Linked DNA regions of Homo sapiens: regions 2 and 3 are each linked to region 1. The links are chromatin loops, found by intact Hi-C in ENCODE. Cell type or tissue: mammary epithelial cell. All regions are shown on one strand. Region 1 overlaps RTN4 (reticulon 4). Region 2 overlaps EML6 (EMAP like 6). Region 3 overlaps EML6 (EMAP like 6).

What was found. Hi-C counts contacts between places; a loop is a spot of excess contacts. Peaks named below come from ENCODE experiments on the same cell type or tissue, not always from the same donor. Only the 100,000 strongest peaks of a DNase experiment are listed, where the experiment ranks them.
Region 2: it touches region 1 in a loop (4-fold over the local background); 3 of 110 quality-filtered maps call a loop at or near these places.
Region 3: it touches region 1 in a loop (4-fold over the local background); 2 of 110 quality-filtered maps call a loop at or near these places.

Annotation. Positions count from the first base shown.
Region 1 is chr2:55,014,144-55,016,643 of GRCh38, forward strand. The region is part of intron 3 of RTN4 (reticulon 4); the gene reads right to left. It also overlaps the pseudogene RNU6-433P. Among named protein-coding and RNA genes, the nearest start is that of RTN4, 35 kb to the right of the region's middle. In mammary epithelial cell, a CTCF peak has its summit at 1,003 (motif pointing right); a DNase peak (open chromatin) is centred at 1,028; H3K27ac peaks cover 1,337 bases.
Region 2 is chr2:54,841,493-54,843,992 of GRCh38, forward strand. The region is part of intron 7 of EML6 (EMAP like 6); the gene reads left to right. Among named protein-coding and RNA genes, the nearest start is that of EML6-AS1, 92 kb to the left of the region's middle. In mammary epithelial cell, no CTCF peak of the experiment used is centred here; no DNase peak of the experiment used is centred here.
Region 3 is chr2:54,769,963-54,772,462 of GRCh38, forward strand. The region is part of intron 2 of EML6 (EMAP like 6); the gene reads left to right. Among named protein-coding and RNA genes, the nearest start is that of EML6-AS1, 20 kb to the left of the region's middle. In mammary epithelial cell, no CTCF peak of the experiment used is centred here; DNase peaks (open chromatin) are centred at 1,369 and 2,379; H3K27ac peaks cover 1,440 bases.

The DNA of each region.
Region 1 (2,500 bases):
AAATTACAGCACTTCAACATTACTGAATTAAATCTTAAGAACTGGAAAAAGATTTTAGTCTAGAAAATGAATGACAGTACAAGTTAAAATAGCAAAACAACGAGCATTTTAAAGTCTATAAAAAATTTAACATAAGGTACCAAAAATGAATACTAAAATTCATAAACTGAAAGTGACACTATTTATGAAAACTAATATGCTAACTTCTTACATTATAATCTAAAACATACAAATATTCTTAAACACCCAAAGCATTTTTAAAAATTTTTTATATAAAAATATGAAACACTTCACAAATTCTATGCGTCATTCTTGTGCAGGGGCTATGCTAATCTTCTCTGTATAATTCCAATTTTAGTATGTGCTGCTGAAGCAAGCATTTTTTTTTTTTTGGAGACAGAGTCTCGCTCTGTCACCAGGCTGGAATGCAGTGGCACGATCTTGGCTCACTGCAACCTCCACCTCCCGGGTTCAAGTGATTCTCCTGCCTAGCCTCCCAAGTGGCTGGGACTACAGGTGCGTGCCACCAAGCCCAGCTAATTTTTGTATTTTTAGTAGAGACGAGGATTCACCATGTTGGCCAGGATGGTCTGGATCTCCTGACCTCGTGATCTGCCCGCCTTAGCCTCCCAAAGTGCTGGGATTACAGACGTGAGCCACTGCACCTGGCCTCAAGCACGCATTTTTAAATTCTGAATTCAAGAATTAATAGTCACTAGGCCCTAAACAGATCTTCTTAAACTTTAATGTCTTCATTTAAGTATCCAGGTTTGGGGGGAATCTTTAAGGTCATTTCATAATGTTTATAGTAGTATGATTAAAGCATTTGTTTGATTTGGTACAAGATGTCAATATTCAAAATTGTTTATAAAAATTTTAAACTCATCTGTTAGTGCAAAACGATATTCACAGCTCGCTAAATTTCTCTGTCCAACTGAATTTATTCCACATAGTCAATTATAGATCATTCCACAGACTTGATCTTCCATCTGCAACACTAGATGGCACCAACACCCGTAGTCTACAGTTGATTGCCCAGTTCATGGAAGGCAATCTGGCAAACATTAACTTTCTGGCTTTTCCACAAGATTGCTGCCTGGCCCTAGGCAGCTAGATCAGAGTATGGGAATAGGAAAACAACTCTAACACCAAAAAAATACGTGGGGCAAAATAATCCCTAATCGGAATCCAAAATCAATTTTAAATAGATCAGAACTAAGTGTAAAATTAAAACTATAAGTAAATAAAAAATATATTTTCCTTTGTGAAAACTGAAAATGTCCACTGAAATGTAAACTAAAAATCTTTTAGAAAACTGAGGGAAAACTATAACACAAGAGTTTACATCCTTTATATGTAAAGAACTCTCATAAAATCAGGGAAAAAAATGAACACCTACATTTAAAAATGGGCAAAGAGTATGAACAAGCAAAAATCACAGAAGAAATACAAACTGCCAACATGTTCACATTCACTAATAATCAAAGATCAAAAAAGCAAGTACTACTTGCACCTATCAAACTGGTAAAGGGCTTTTAAAAAATACCTAGTACAGAATGTCCAGAAGAATATTTAAGGAACGAGTCATAGTAGATAACTCTAGGAAACAGCACTAGGCAGCTGGACAACAGAGAGAGAGGAAGAAGTGTGACTGTCACTGTACTTTCTGCATTTTGTATAATGTAAAAATATTATCTATCAAAAAATAAGCAATATGAATTGTTGGTGAAAGTAGAGAAATGGGTGTTTTCTTCTTCTGATAAAAGGGTAAAAATTAGTACAACTTTTCTGGTGGCCAATTTTTATACAAACCCTTATAAATGCTCATACCCACTAACCTAGGTTTTTATTTCAAATTGATTTATGGAAAATAATTCAGGGATATGTAAGACATATTTAAATATAAAGAGGTTAATAGCATTATTTATCAATAACAAAGGAACAATCTAAGGGTCCAACAATAGCAAAGTGACTGGTTAAACTATACCCATACTAAGGAACACTAAGTACAAAAAATCAGCAGCAAAATATTTAAAGACATGGAAATGTTTGCATTATATAAGACATTACTAAAGTTTTTAAAAGCTTATAAACAATATATAGAGTATGATTCCAATTTCATAAAACACTATTACATTCTTAAAAATACACATATGCGGCCAGGTGCGCTGGTTCATGCCTTTAATCCCAGCACTTTGGGAGGCCAAGGTGGGCAGATCACTTAAGGTCAGGAGTTCTGGACCAGCTTAGCCAACATGGTGAAACCCTGTCTCTACTAAAAATACAAAAATTAGCCAGGCACGGTGGCCCACACCTGTAATCCCAGCTACTCGGGAGGCTGAGGCACGAGAATCGCTTGAACCCAGGAGGCAGAGGTTGCAGTGAGTGGAGATCCCGCCACTGCTACTCCAGCCTGAGTGACAGAGCGAGACTATGTCTCAAACAAAAACAAAAACAAAACACATGTGCATTGAAAGTAGACTAGAATAATATATTCTAA
Region 2 (2,500 bases), 170 kb before region 1:
GATTAAGATCAAGATTATAGTTAGGATGTCCGCGTACCCCAAATTACCCCTTCTGTTGTCCCAGCATCCCAGCTGGTTTAGTATTTGTCTTGGCTTTTTTTTTTTTTTTTTTCTTTTGAGACAATCTTGCTCTGTCGCCCAGGCTGGAGTACAATGGCACAATCTCAGCTCACTGCAAGTCCCTCCGCCTCCCAGGCTCATGCCATTCTCGTGCCTCAGCCACCCGGGTAGCTGGGAATACAGGTGCGTGCTACCATGTCCAGCTAATTTTTCTATTTTTAGTAGAGACGGGATTTCACCATGTTGGCCAAGCTGGTCTCAAGCTCCTGGCCTCAAGCGATCTGCCTGCCTCAGCCTCCCAAAGTGTTGGGATTACAGGCATGAGCCACCGTGCCTTGCCATTTTTTTTTTAATAGACTTTATTTTTTAGGACAGTTTAGGTTCAGAACAAAATTGAGAATGTAGAGAGACTTACCATATACCCCTTCCCACCCACAACACACATACATAGCTTCCCTCACTATCAATGTGCCCCACCAGAGTGGTACATTTGTTCCAGTGGGTGAAGCTACCTTGACGTGTCATTATCACCCAGATGCCGTAGTTCATGTTAGAGTTCACTCTTGGTGGCGTATATTCTGTGGGTTTTGACAAATGTGTAATGACATGTCTCCACCATTATAGTATCCTACAGGATAGTTTCACTGCCCTAAAAATCCTCCATACTCTGCCTGTTCATCACTCTGCCTATTTATCTCTCTGCCCCAGATTTTTAATTTTGCAGTAAACAGTTTTTAGAATGTTATAATTGAAAATACTTTGATAGAACTATTTAGTAGGTCTTTCAACATAAGAAAGCTGCTTCCTTAGTCAAATACTTCAAAGTATTATGTAAATTTAGTTTTAGAGCCTCTTAAAGGCGTTCTAATTGGAATGACAGATTACTTGGTCACCATAATTACAGTCTATATCTTAAGGGGAGAAAAATTGGTCCCCAGCAAGGAAAGAATACTCCTATGTCTAGCCAGCTGGACCTAGAGCAGGAGTAGAGGCCAAGTCCTCGAACGTCTGATACTTTCTATCCCAGAGACACAGTGCCTGCTGGGGAGGCAAATTGGAGCCCATCACATCCTGGCCTTGTTTTAAAGTATTTAGGAAATTGATATTGCTTCTGTATTTCTAATTCGGATTCAAAAACTCACTGCCTAAACAAATAACAAACCCAGTAAGGAACAGAACAGACTGCAAAAAATCCAAGATACTGAGACTCAGGCAAGTGAGGACCTGCCTAGGGAGGATGAAATAGTACTACTGAGAGGGACGTGTGGACTTTAAAGGAGTACTATGCTTTTGGAGAAGAGGCTTGTGGAGAAGATTCCATAAATTAAGTCGGTGAAGAATAGTATTTTCACTGATAAATGTTTGATGGTATTTTGAGATTGAAATTGGAGTTTCATTTGCATATTTCTGAGACATGGTGCATCTGTTTATTCCGTAGGATATATCTAGATTCTGATCAAATATGTATTAAACTTGTTTAATATGATCATCAGCTGTTCTGTAGTGTCACCCACGTATAATTTTAACACAATGTTATTCCTAAAGGTTGAACTGATTCTTCTCTGATAGCAAATCTGAAGGAAATTATTCTGAAGGTTAGGTTTTCATGAAGACCAATTTATCATCTTATATTTACTTGATGATATAGTATTTAAAATACATTCTACTGTTTAAGACCAGCCTGGGCACCACATAGCAAGACCTTGTCTCTAGAAAGAAAAAAAACTAGTCTAGGCATGGTGTTGCACACCTGTAGTCCCAGTTACTTGGGAGGGTGAAGCAGGAGGATTACTTTGAGCCCCGGAAGTCGAGGCTTCAGTGAGCTACAGTGCTACCACACTCCAGCCTGGGCAACAGAGTGAGACCTTGTCTCTAAAAAATAAAAACAAACAATCCTGCTGTAGAAACACATAGTTATCCTAAGTCAAGGAAAAGCAGCCACTCTTTTGCAAACTAGATTACAAGGGGTGGAGGAAACATCCAGCGCTTGTAAGAAAATAACACAGAATGGGCTGGGCGTGGTGGCTCATGCCTGTAAACCCAGCACTTTGGGAGTCCGAGGCGGGCGGATCACGAGGTCAGGAGATCGAGACCATCCTGGCTAACACGGTGAAACCCCGTCTCCACTAAAAATACAAAAATTAGCCGGGTGTGGTGGTGGGCATCTGTAGTCCCAGCTACTTGGGAGGCTGAGGCAGGAGAATGGCGTGAACCCGGGAGGCGGAGGCTGCAGTGAGCTGAGATCGGGCCACTGCACTCTATAGTCTGGGTGACAGAGCAAGACTCCATCTCAAAAAAAAAAAAAAAAAAAGCACAAAGAATGGTGGCAGAGTTGATTCTCTGCCTCCAAGAGTCTTTAAGATGTGTCACATTTGATGGTATCCTGGTTAAAGGGCATTTACTTTAGGGTTTTGTGTGTGTGTGTGTGTGTGTGTGTGTG
Region 3 (2,500 bases), 240 kb before region 1:
TCCCACTATTATATTATATTATTGTAATTTAGAATTTTAGACTTGACTGAATGCAGATAATTTTGCATTCTGTGGACTGATATGAAGAAGCCCTTTAATATTTTTCAGTAAAATTGATAGTCTATCAGTATACTCAAATATTTGTCCTGAGCTTCTTGCCATGGGCCAGTCTTGGGCAGTTTTCTAACTTAAATAGTGATCTTGCTTAACCTAAGTCATGTAGAGCTTGTTCAGTGTTGGATAAGGAGATGGTGAACTATAAATAGTATAAGGATATAATTTATCATCCAAACTGGGACATTTTGAGAGTCCTTAATAATTACACTGGGACAACAGGTGTAAGCTGGGACCGTTGGACATTTGGTCACTCTAAAAGTTGACACCAGCACACTTGGGACCACTTGCTTTCCAGTTCTGTTCCATGGTTCCTCATTCCTGTGGGATGATATAGCTGTGAACTCTACTGCATTTGGTCATTGACCTTAAATGAACTGATGGTTGATCGCCTCTTGCCCTTTGGCTTCTGTAATAGAGAAACCACAGTATTTCTTAGGGAGACTTGTTAGCACCCAACATCAGACTAAGTTTCTTAATTCCATAATCATCTAGTGTCTGTTCTTTCCACTTCTCACTTCCTAGTCTCTTCTCAGTTGCCTCCAGCTGGGCTTCTCTTGCCACCATTCCACAAAATCAGCTTTTGTTTATGCCATTTATGACCTCCATGTTCACAAATCTAGGGGTAATCACATCTCTGTCGTTAGTTGATACAGTTGATCGTTCCTTCCTTCTCAGAATATGTTCTTCCCCTTATTCCTGTGACTGCACGCTTTTCCAGCTTCTCCCCACTTTCCAGTGCTGCCTTCTTAGTATCCTCTGCTGAATGCTTCTCTGCTTGTCCTCTGTGTTGAATTGCCCCAGGGCCCTTTCCTACCCACAGTCACACTTTTGTGGATGTAGTAATCATCTTCATGTTGGTGAATGGTTGTACCATGTACTGAAATGGAAACACAGAGAGGAGCAGGTTTAATGTGGGGTGGGGAAGTGGAAGGTCAAAGGCTCTGTTTTGGGTTTAAGATGTCTGTTACAGGCCTGGATGACAATGTCAAGTGGGCAGTTAGATGCATGAGTCTTGAGCTCAGTGGCAGGATCAGGCCTGATGAGTTCTGTCATCCAGCCTATGTAATTTACTGAGCAGTTAATGGCGTGCTACACATTTTTGGAGTTATAATTACAGTTTAGGCTCTCTACCTTCTCACCAGATCATCCCTAAAGCCTTTAACCTGGACTGGCTAGATGAAGTGTCCCTTGGTATTCTGTTCCAATTCTTTCTTTCTCATCACGCTCATTCTCTGTCATCCTGTGAGTCACCACATGTCCCGTAACGCCACAGGCAACCATTCCTTACTCATACAAGAGCGGATACATTATCATAGGTATCTTACACCGTGTCAGCAGTTATTCAAAAGCCAATCTTTAAATTATGCAGCTTTTCTGCCTCAACTGGTCTTCATCAGCTGTTTATCACCATATTTCTATTGCTAATTGCATAAATGAAGACAGATGCAGGAAACTCTGGATGTGGGATGTCTTCTTTGAAAACGAATGCTGCTAACGCCATTTTCAGAACGTCTGCTACAAAATTCCTTCTATAAAATGGTAGCTATCACATATGTGTGTGAATGTATGTGTATATATGTGTGAACACACGCAGACACATACACAGTTGGGGTTGCAGCTGTTCCTCACAGTTGTCCGATAATCTGTTAACTGAGGTAGTGTCCATACAGTTTCTTTGAGGCATAAAATGATTATACACTGGGCAGCAAAACTGCAGCCTATTTTTCTACTCTGATAGTTTCATTTGTGTTACCTCTTCAAGAAGAAGATTAGAATTAAATTGACTAGGCAAGCAAAGCTGAAAATTGAATTAATTTCAGATTTGTAATAAAAAATGGGATCTCTCCTACTCAGTGTTAACTAGGACCCTGTAGGCTATACAAACTAAACTGACAGTCTCTCATTAAAATGATATTTTCTCCAGTGAAATGTACTGGCACTAAATAGTCTCTGAAATGCTTTATGCTGCAGGAACACAGCTGCCTTCAGGATTATGGAACTGAGAGCAGTTTTCATGAATCCCGTGGAAGCCACAGCATTTATTAAATTGTTGCAATTTTACCAACTATTTATGAAATTCCTGCTTTGTGCCAGACATTGTGCTAGGCAGTTTGGATAAGGAAGGTAGTTCATGATTCTTGTGATGAAAGAGCTTCCAATCTAATAGGAGAAAGTGTTACATATAAAACGAAGCTTGAAGTGACTTGGTTAGTGGTGTGAGAGAAGTGCTATGGAAATATGAACAGAGGTGACTAATTCTATCCAGTTGGTTTGGATAAGAAGGAAATGAGTAATGAGAGGTGTGGACTTTGAAGGATTTCACCAGGAAGAAAATAGTCATATGGAACGGTGAAAATTATAAAACATTTCATGTCAAGTTAAA